Linked DNA regions of Mus musculus: region 1 is linked to region 2. A link is a loop called in an ENCODE intact Hi-C map of the cell type or tissue named here. Cell type or tissue: left cerebral cortex. All regions are shown on one strand. Links, peaks and the distances in the headings refer to the core of each region. The heading gives the core; the rest is flanking DNA.

Region 1 (5,383 bases), core at 195-5,194, 1.7 Mb before region 2:
TGTAGACGGGTTGTACACACACGCATGAGTAACTGTGTTATCTTCAGTAATGATTTTAGCTCTGACACTAGACCACCTCCATTATACCAGTCAGCCAGCAGTGTGATGACCAATTTTCCAAATGATTAACCAAATGTTTGCTTTGCTCAATCTAACAGAGCAATTAGAGAGAATGGTGGTGAGACCAGGACGAGAAGTCTTAGAGAGCAGAGAAGGGAGCAGTCCTAAGCAAAGAACAATGGAGCTTGCTTTTAAGATCGTCTTTTAAGAAAGATGAGTGGAGTTCATGAGTATTCCAGAGAGTGAATGGCTCAGGCCACGTCATGAGACTTGGGATTGTGCAATAAAGATCAAGAGGACATGAGCATGTTGGGGGTAGGGGATAGGTAGAAAATTAAAGGTCACAACCAACATCTTTGTGCACAACATTTGTTTACATTTGAAATATTTATAGAAAGTTTTAGATTTGAGCATTGTTTATACTACCAAAATATTGGAAATGTCCAAGATATGAGAAAAGATAAAGTATGATGCATTTATTCAGTATAATATAATAGCTATATGATTAAATATGGTTGTAATAAAGATCTTGATATAACTATGTCTTTTGAGTAATCATAAATGAAATAGCAGGGTTTGGCTTGATCATATGTATTTAAAAATAAAATAAATTATAATCAGAGGAATCAAATGTAGGAAATAATGTCAGTGATGGTCATTTGGGTGATGCCCTTCTACGCTGTTATAGCTTATTTTGTGCTTTTCAGTTATCTACAATGGAAATGAAAGTCTCACGATGGACCTTTGAAAGATCCAGCAAGGCCTGGTAGTGCAGGACTGTAGTTCCAGCTCCTGAGTGAATCAGAAGGATCAGAAGTTCAATGCCTATCAGGGCTTCATGTGCATTCAAGCTGTTTGGTTTACAGGGTGAGTGTAAGGTCAGTCTGGACAAGTTGGCAACACCCTGTTCAAATTTTTTTTTAAGTAAAGAACAAAAATTCTGGGGGGATGCATGTCAGTGGCAGGATGCTCGCCCATCACGTATGAGGCCCCTGGCTCAACCCCTAGCACCACACGTGATAGGAAAGAAAATGCTCGTGTCCTGCCCCCAAGATTTCTGATGTCAGTCCTTTACAGTTTATGGTTAAAAGACGAAGTTTGTAGGAACCTTGTGTGACCAGAAGAGAAAAGGCCACAAAGGCCGGGCGTGGTGGCACACGCCTTTAATCCCAGCACTTGGGAGGCAGAGGCAGGCGGATTTCTGAGTTCAAGGCCAGTCTGGTCTACAGAGTGAGTTCCAGGACAGCCAGGGCTACACAGAGAAACCCTGTCTCAAAAAAAGAAAAGAAGAAAAAAAAAAAAAAAGAAAGAAAGAAAAGAAAATTAAAAAAAAAAAAGGAAAAAAAAGGCCACAATATCACTGAGAGACAAAGAAAAGATCAAGAAAGAAAACAAAAGACCAATGGCTGTAATTTTGTCTGTCCTTATCTAAAACTGAGAGGCGATATCAATTGTTAGTCTTTCTAGTGAACTCTGGGCCCAAAGGGTAGAAAGAGGGTTAAGTCCCACCACAACCCAACACCACTTTCAGTCTCACTGAAAGCTTCCCACTGACTTTTAGTCTCTAAGCAGACAGTGCTAGCGCAGTGTCACACACGGTTCAGCCAACCCCTTCCAGTCCATTTGAGTTCTGTCCTTCTGTATGAACCTGCTGAGAACAGATAATTCTCCATGAGACACTTCTGCTATTCTCTGACCCTCTCTATATGAGGTTTAATGAGACCACATGTAATGTCTGCATCGCTGTCTCCTCCACACCGGACACAAGCCCCCACACACGTAAACACTGGAATCCTGACACAGGGCTGCACATAAGCAAACACTGTAAACATCAATGAACACACAAGGGAAGGACTGAATGCATGTTCCTTGAGTTTTCCCCTCCTGGTAATGGGTCCCAGTTCTGTCTTAGTAAATCCTTCCTGACGTGGTTTCTGAACTTTCATTTACCATCCTACACCTCATATTAAAATGCCGAGCTCACGAATCTGCACAATAGTTCTCACCCAATCCATGGGATCTTCAGCTTCTCCAGAATGATCTATTTCAGAGGGAGATGATCTTCCCCAGGGAAGAGCACACCAACTGACTCTCCTGTACCAGATTGTCAGCCCTGAAATCATACATGCAAGTAACATTATATGGCCTGAACAGGCTACATTTAGGTATATATGTCTACATATATATGCATGTGATAACAATTAGTGAGAGGAAAGGAGGCCATGGGTTTGAAGGAGAGCAGAGGGGTCACAGCAGAGTTTGAAGGGAGGAAAAGGAAGGGAGAGATGTAATTATCTTATGACCTCAAAAATAAAGAAGGATGACCCATTGTTTTGTGATGTGACTCAAGATTTTCATGACCACTGTGAAAGTCACTGGTGTTCAAGATGCATGTAATTTGCAGGGTTAGGGCTTGGAGTGCATGGGAGCAACCCAGCGGCACCATTTCTAGTTACACGACTGAAGACCTTACACAACACTGTGCAAAAGACAGCACAGTCAGCCAGAAGTCCTTTAACGGCCAAGGACTCTGTCACTCAGAGTCCCTATTCTGCATGCTCCTTATTCGTCAAATGGAGATAATTAATAGTCCATGCCTTGGAGAGTCGTTGGGGACTCATCAAAGCATGCATGGGAACAATCACTGAGACCTTCAGTAAATTACTCAAGTCTCTGATTCTCAGAACACTGCCCGAGTCCTAGCTTTCTCTCCATGCCTGCCCATTCCAGATTGCTGTCAGTCAATCTAGCAAATGCTTTCGTTCTTTCGCTAATCCTCAACTTCTTTTTTTAGATTAAGAGTAATTACTCCCAAATGTATACATGAAAGCCTGACTCTTGCCTAACATACATCAAACCATCTGTACATATGTGTCTAGGTTTTATTTATTATTCTTCATTAAATCTATTTCAAGTGAAAACAGTCAGTTTGCCTAAGCATTAAATTATCTCAGCACAGCGGCGTTGCTCTGCTGCCATTTTCCACCAGAGGTCACTGTTTCTCTAGGAAGGGGTCAGCCTAGCGTTTAAAACCAGACAGATCTTTTGGGAAGGTGATGTTTCTCCCGCGATCACAGAATTAAGTGCATACCAAAGTACTAGGAGTATAAGGATGGTGCCATTTCGATTTTACTTCCTGGATAAAAGTTCCAGCTATTGCCGAAATGCTAAAGGCCTGTGTCCTGCAAGGGCCTTTTAGACAGTTTAGTACAGGGGTCTCACAAATGAGACCAAGCTCAATCTGGTTTCGTACGCTTTTGTTGTTATTTATTTTGTCACACACATGTTGATTACTATTGTTATTACTGGGCAGATAGATTAACCACAAGATCACACATTAAAAAAATATAGATTTAATAACAATCCTTAAAAAAATAACCCCAAAATCCTCACAATGCCAAGTCCACCAGCCCTTATGGCAACAGCTTCTAGAACTCATTTAATTCACACCATTATTCAACAAGGCACATGCTGGTCTGCTCACTAGTTCCCATTTAGCCCCCTGTATCTACCTGAACCTCAGAACTGGAGTATGTGACCCAAATGTTCTGCTACACACCCTTCGTGATGACACTGGAGTCGAGAAGTAAGGAGTTGCTTACTCAAGGTCACACCATGAATGAGGTGCTGTGTTCAGCTCCCGGGCCTCCCAGTACGGATGGCTGTGGTCAGTTCCCACTCCAGCAGATTCTCAGACACAGGCTGGTCCTGACCCCCAGATATGCCTTAGTTAGTACCTCCAGTCCTTTCTTCCTCTTTTCCAGCAGGCTAGGGTTCCAAGGAGGATGAAAGAGGCCAGGAAGGCAGACTCAGTAACATCTGAGGCTTTGGGGGTACAAAGAGAAGGGGTCCTGGAGAAAAGGGAGAAAAGCAATCCGCCACAGGACCCTATTCTTGGTGGCTACTGTTCTCTAAATTCTAGTTTGACTTCTTAGCCTCCCAATTTCTTTCGTTGATCATAAAGAATATCAGGGTTTTGATTTGCTCATCTGTAAAATGGGAGCATGATTGCATTGTAGGAGTGGTATAAAAATGGTGTTCTGTGAGTATATCATTAATGACCCATTCATTCCATCATTAACTGCCTGATCAGGTGTCAGGTGCTGGGTCACATGAGTAACTAAAACCTGGCTATCCTCAAGAAGTAGCAGTCACTTGGGAGGAAACAGAAGAGGCAGGTACCATGTCTCCCTGACAGCGCTGTGCTTTCAGCATTGAATCTCCACTTGTCAACTGTTGTCTTCCTAAACCAGCGATTCTGCTCTTGGTGCTGCATTAAAACATCTGGAGAATTCAAAACAAAACAAACAAACATTTTTAATATTCACAGTTTCCTAATTTCTGGGAACTAGAATTTTAGGAAGTTAATGTAGTCAGTCCTGTTGAAAATGACTTCAAAGCGCCACACAGGCTAGAACCCTTGTCCTTAACCCTGCTCTCACTTGCCCCTCATTCTCCAACTGTGACCCACTTTTCCTATGCTAGCCACACTTCCTGTGATGGCCATACTCCTACCCTTGACTCTGGCATATTAATTAAACCCTTCTCAGCCTTGGTTTGTTTATAGAAAACTATGGGTCTAGGGGACACAGCTATCACCTATGCAGTATTCATTACATTTTTTTGTCCTTTTTCCTTTTTACCCCAGTTTCCCTTTTCCTTTTTCTTCCTTTATTCAATTGCTTGATCTTTTACCATTGGTAAGCTTAGGGATGAGACTCTGGCCCAACTCTGTTAAATAAGATGTAGGAGGAGCCTTTGAAGAAAATGTTTTGTTCCTAAGAACCCCTAAGAACTTCATCATGAGAACAGTTATTACCCCACTGTAACCAGCTGAGGGTGAGGGTACCACAGGGCCCAACACTGGAAGGTGAGTGCTAGCTCACTGGTGTGTTTAGGTTAAAGTTAGATTAAAGATGGGTAGAAGAGAACTAGGCTCTATTGAGTGCCTGTCATGTCCCAGTCTGTTGCCCTGCTAAGGTAGAAGTCTACCATTGCCACTCTGTGCAAAATGGCAGACTCCCTTTGTCACCAGGGCTTCTCCTTCTCTGACGTTATTAGGGAAGTTAAACACCCCCACCCCATCCTACACTGCCCGCTGCCCCCACACACCTCTATCTGCCTGCAGAACATTACAGGTTCAGTTTCCTTCTCTGGGTAAGAAGCTGAAGAGCAAGCACCTGAGATTCTTGAAGTGCCTTCCCCAGTGCCAGTGAGGCAGCTCAGTGCCTTAGCCTTCAGCCAATGACCTTTACCCACCCTGGATACTCCTATGCTCTTAACCCCAAACTATATAACCCTCGAATCACTCCACGTAAAGTTC
Region 2 (5,383 bases), core at 179-5,178:
ACTTTTAGCCACCATAGATGGAGAAAATAAGGTATGCCGTGATACACTCAAATTTAACTAATACCTATCTAAAAATCCATCCCTACAGAAAATGCTAGAAGGAAAACTCCAACCTAACTACTCTGGTAAAAACATAGGAAATAAATAACCCCACATCCGCAAAATCAAAGAAAGTGAAACACACACACCACTACCACCACACTACTACTACTACCAACAGGAGCAGCAGCAGCAGAAGCAGCAGCACCACCACCACCACCAAAATGACAGTGATCAATAATCATCGGTCATTGATATGAGTCTATCAACAGACTCAATTATCCAATAAACAAAAAGACACAATTAACAGAATAGATGTGAAAATGGGATCCATCCTTCTACTGCATTCAAAACCATATCTCAACATTAAGAATAGACATTATCTCGGGGTAAGAGGTTGGAAAAAGATATTCCAATCAAATGGACCTAAGAAATAAGCTGGTGAAACCAAATCAATATTTAACAAAACAGACTTCAAACTAAAATTAATCAAAAGACATAGGGAAGGACCCTGTATATTTATCAAAGAAAAAGTTTATCAATACGACATTTCAATTCTTTACATTTATGACTCAAACACTAGAGCAGCCAAATTTGTCACCAATTTGTTTTGTTTTGTTTTGTTTTGTTTTACTTTAATGCTCCATGACATTTGGCTGTACTTTGTTTAGAGAAACCACTTAACCTCACCTATCTGAGAATGCTGCATTCCAATTCTTTGTAGCCATTCTGTCTCTCAACGTAACTATTTTTCTCATCAACAGGTAAATAGCTCCAGTGAGGGAGAACTAGTGAGAGTCACATCTTATTCTACATTTCATAGTTTTAAAGGTCATTTGGGTGGATGTAGCTAACTTGGTGAGATTCAAGATCACTGTAAACTATCTACCAAGTTCAAGGCCAGTCTTACCCTGTCAAAAAGAAAAAGAGGAAGAGGTGGATGAGGAGAAGGAAGAGGAAAAATAAGAGGAAGTTGGAAGAGGAGAAGAAAGAGGAGGAGAAAAGAGAGGAGGAGAGAGAGGAGGAGGAGGGAGAGGAGGAGGAGGAAGAGGAGGAGGAGGGAGCAGAGGAGGAGGAAACCCTCAGCTTACCTCATGCCACAGGCCTGAGTATTCTTTACTTATATCCTTTTCTGGAGATACATATGTAAAGTTTGATTTCTTCCAGGCAGCCTAAATATGTTTATTGCCCCATTTAACTGAATTATCACCACAGCCCCATGCTGTAGATATTTCTTAAATTACTGTTTTGCAGGGGTAGAACCTGAAGATCAAGGAGATGTGTAATTGTTAATGGCAAAACTAGAAATGGATCAGTTTATCTCCAAAGCTATTTTTTTTCTGCTCGATTACACTGCTTTTGCCAAATGCCATATGGAATTTAACACATTAGCTGGGAATGTAACAAAACTGCTAGGGGATTTCTAGTAGGCTTCACTTGAAGCAATGCAGATGGGACTGTTTAAAAGTTCAAATGGGCTGAAGGTCTTTAATAAAAACATCTTTACAAAAAGGTGATTGGTAATAGAAGAAGAGGAAGGTGCTCTCTCCCTGACTTCCCTTGTCAATCAGTTTGTCTAAATTCAGATTTGAGAGAAGAAGGTACAAAACATACATTTCCATACATCTCACCAAGCCAAGCACTTCTGGTTGCTTTTCCTTTCAGTTTGTTTGTTTGTTTGTTTGTTTTTGTTTTTGTTTTTGTTTTTAAATTCTGTGGGTGGTAGTTTATTTATCATGTCATTGTAGCCTTTATGCTTCAAGCTATGTTAGTTTAGGAAAGCTGAGATCTTTTCAAGAACCTTCCCCCTTTTTATTCTTCCCTTGAAATATGACCTTGGCTCCTATCTCTGAGCCGGTTAGCCTTTGAGAAGATGTTTAGTTCAGTTTATGGTTCAGGTTGAGAAATCCAGATTTAGAAGTCTACAGGAGTTCTAAGAATAAGCCGAAATAGCCATGAAAGAAAGTGCTGGCTTGAATCACCACAGAGTCAGGAGTGGCTGTGCCAGTCATGTAATCAGTTTATGCAAACGTCTCAAAGGAAGCTTACACATCTGAATTCCTCTTTGGAAAGGAACTGTTTCTCTCCAAGAAGCTTAGCAGAGTATGAATCCAAAGGCTGAAAGACCATGGGGTTTTAAAGGCCTGCCTATTTGTTAAGAAGAAAATAACCAGTAAGCTGAATTAAAATGCCCCAAGCACAGGGCAAGGATTCTCTGACCTAGGACGTTCAGATGGACTGGGGACACAGCCTCTGCTTGCCTGTCCCTGCTTTGTTATCTGCCTCCTGCAGATGACACTTGCTTTGTGTCCTAGTCTCCTCGTGTGTGTCCATGAGCATTTCTGGGCCATCTGGGATCTAAGCTTGAGTGGGATGGAAACCATACCCAGTGAAATGCCTGCCTCTTGTGTCTATGTCTCAGATACAGCTCCTTTCACATTCTCATCATATGACAAGAGGTCTGCACTGAGTGTAGATATGCTGGGATTACAGTAATTTAAGAGGAGAATTGGGGCCTTTAAATAAAACTAGAAAGTAATTTTATATATCTACAATTTAGTAAATTTTTTCTTGAGATATAATGTACAAAATATTCAAAATACTAAAAACTCAATATACATAATATACAAAAATTCAATATAAAAATTACACAAAATATTCAATATACCAAAAAGCAAAGGTACTTAGTGGTCCACCAACAGTCAGATCTGTCCTGAGCACCCAAGTAGTCCATGGTTGTGTTTTCTTAGTTTCTTGTACAAGATTTTTTTCTCTTTTTTTTTTTCCCTTGGACAAAATCGGATATGAACTGAAAAGCATGCAGGCCGTTACATTTGGATCTCCATTTACTGATGATAGTGTTAAAGATGACAATGATGAACTAGAAACCACTTTTTTGAAATGGATATTTCAACTCTCAATGGAAAGTTTGTGGTGACTTACCACTTTTATTTCTAAAAAAACAAAAACAAACCAAAAAAAAACCAGAATCAACAAAAACTTTTGTTCAATAAAATTAAAAATCAGATATCTGAATCAAAACAAATGAAACTGTTTAGAATTATTATGATACTTTGCTTTCTATATTTGCCCTGTTCCTTCTTTCTTGTTATTGGTCTCAATTTCTTGTCTCTCATCTGTTTGGTGACCTCTCCTCCACCGATTTTATCCCTTCTTGGTCTATTTTCCCTCTCTCCAAGAAACTGAATCCTCCTAGCAGAAAGCAGCTTCTGGAGAGCTTGTAGCAGCCAGAGTTCCAGGGAGAAGAGATGGAGAATGGTCAGAGCTTGAGTCAGGGAGCAGTTTTGTTAGCTTTGATTCTAGGGCATTTCTTCACAGGGAGTCCCAGCAGAGGCACTGGCCTCCTGTGCACTATCATCATGGTGAGAGGTCACATGGATCACATGGCTCCATCAATAGTGACATCAGGTGGGTGTAAATGGCCTGACTAGGGAGGCTGCAGCTTGAGGATTACTGAGACAAGTGATAGCAACAGAAGTGACTCCACGGTTTGCATGCAGTCTTGGAATGTTGAAAACTGGCCTGTTACTATCAAAGAAGAAATTCATGATGTCAAAGCCATGTGTATTAGCGACATTAGGTACTGAACAAGTACTGAATGATTGCCAACTCGGCTCTAAAATTTCAGCAGTCCCATGAGCCTCACAGGATTTGACTATGGCTGAAATGTTCCTGGTAACAGTTTTATGTAGCACTCACTGGAGAGGGACACTCTTATAGGATCTTGCCCAAAGAATCCCGGTGAGCTAAAACAAACAAAACATAAACAAACAAATAAACAAACTACTTCCTGACCATGTTTGCCTAAGCAGGAATGTTAGGTCAAACATATGTATCCATTTGTGAATTTCTCCAACCCCAGGTGACTTTCTGCCATGGAGCTGCAGGTACTGCTTCGAATAAATCTTTTCTTGCTTGCATCTGGTTGTTCACTGATTCAGTTTCTGGACTTTCTGAGGCCAAGGTGATAGGAAGCATCTCACTGCTTGGAATCTTGAACCTGGGTCTTACATCCTTAGCGAAGCTGGAAGAATGCTGAAGCTGAAGTAAGCTGTCAGTGAGGATTCCATAGCAGGCTGGGGCAGGGTCGGGTGGCATATTTATTGGTTGGCACAAGAAATAGCAGCGGTGGTCTGTAAGTTCCTGCTTGCTTCGGGACCTCTGCATGGTGTGATCACCCATCTCACACCAAGCTGGAAAGAGTTCCAAGCAGAAGCTCTGTTGTGAAGCCTGCTGTTTTTGGTCATCTTGCTTTGTTAATGAGATCAATGAGAGTTCTCTCTAGTTCTCTAAGTGATTCAGTCCTTTTCATAGATTTCCCTCTATGTCCACTTGAGGGCGCTGGAACCCACGTTACCGAGCCTCGCAAGAAACTTGCTCAGGGATGCTCTGAAGCCTTCCAAAGGGGCATGCTCCAGATGGTGGCAGGAACCCTGACAGCCTGTCTATCTATGAGAGTCTAAATGTGCTGACTCGCTGAAAGGGAAACCATAACTCCCACTTAGGAATCCCACAGCACGGGTTTGAGCCCATTTTAAAAGAGGCATTCACCAAGCTGGAGGGAGTGGATCGGTGGGAAATAATTGGAGGAGGGGACACCTACCCAGGGATCTGGCACTGGTTGGTCAGAGTGAAGACAGATTTGGGGAAGTGGGAGATGGCGCTGCCTTTCCGAAGGGCTTTTGTTTGGAAGAGGAACTAGCTTCATTTTATGTTTCCTGCGGCTGAACTGGAGCCTATAAACAGTATTCTCTTCTCAATAGAGAAGAACAAGGAAAGAGAGCCAGCAGCGTAGCTGAAGCAGCAAGCTGGGCTAAGACTGTTTCCAGCTCACCCATGGCCTGCTAATGACACCACCTTAGGGCTCGACAAGCCAGTAAACTAACCTTTAACTGTCTCCTAAACTCAGTCTTTGCATGAAGCAGTCTCAACAGTGTCTCCTGAGGATGGCTATGGCGACCCAATAATTTAAATAAAGTGTTCAGCATAGTGCCAAGCAATTTTACTTATCTCTATTTTCGAGAGCACAACTAAAAAATAAAAATGTATAACTGACCCTGAAGACCTATGGTGGACTCCCATTAAAGGTGGCTGGCTCTATGCACCCAAGAATCTGTAATTGATAAGTGTTCCTACTCCTGCTTTGCAAAGGGGGCTAAAGCAGTGCTCAGAGAGCCTAAGAGATTTGCCAAAGTCTCCAGACTCTGAGGTAGGCAGGCTGAAAGCCCAAGCCTGGTTTGTGTCTTCCTGTGGCCCCAAGCCAGGACACGCCACTGCCTGTCTGTGTCAATGCTAGGTCTTCACCCAGAGGCCCCTAGGTCTG

What was found. Peaks named below come from ENCODE experiments on the same cell type or tissue, not always from the same donor. Only the 100,000 strongest peaks of a DNase experiment are listed, where the experiment ranks them.
Region 1: it touches region 2 in a loop (10-fold over the local background); 4 of 42 quality-filtered maps call a loop at or near these places.

What each region holds. Positions count from the first base shown.
Region 1 is chr4:95,005,298-95,010,680 of GRCm38, forward strand. All of the region lies in intron 2 of Gm12694 (a long non-coding RNA gene), which reads left to right. Among named protein-coding and RNA genes, the nearest start is that of Gm12694, 29 kb to the left of the region's middle. In left cerebral cortex, for the core only: a CTCF peak has its summit at 3,046 (motif pointing right); DNase peaks (open chromatin) are centred at 2,763 and 3,052.
Region 2 is chr4:96,692,338-96,697,720 of GRCm38, forward strand. No RefSeq gene overlaps it. Among named protein-coding and RNA genes, the nearest start is that of Cyp2j5, 31 kb to the left of the region's middle. In left cerebral cortex, for the core only: a CTCF peak has its summit at 4,396 (motif pointing right); DNase peaks (open chromatin) are centred at 2,312 and 4,431; H3K4me3 peaks cover 452 bases.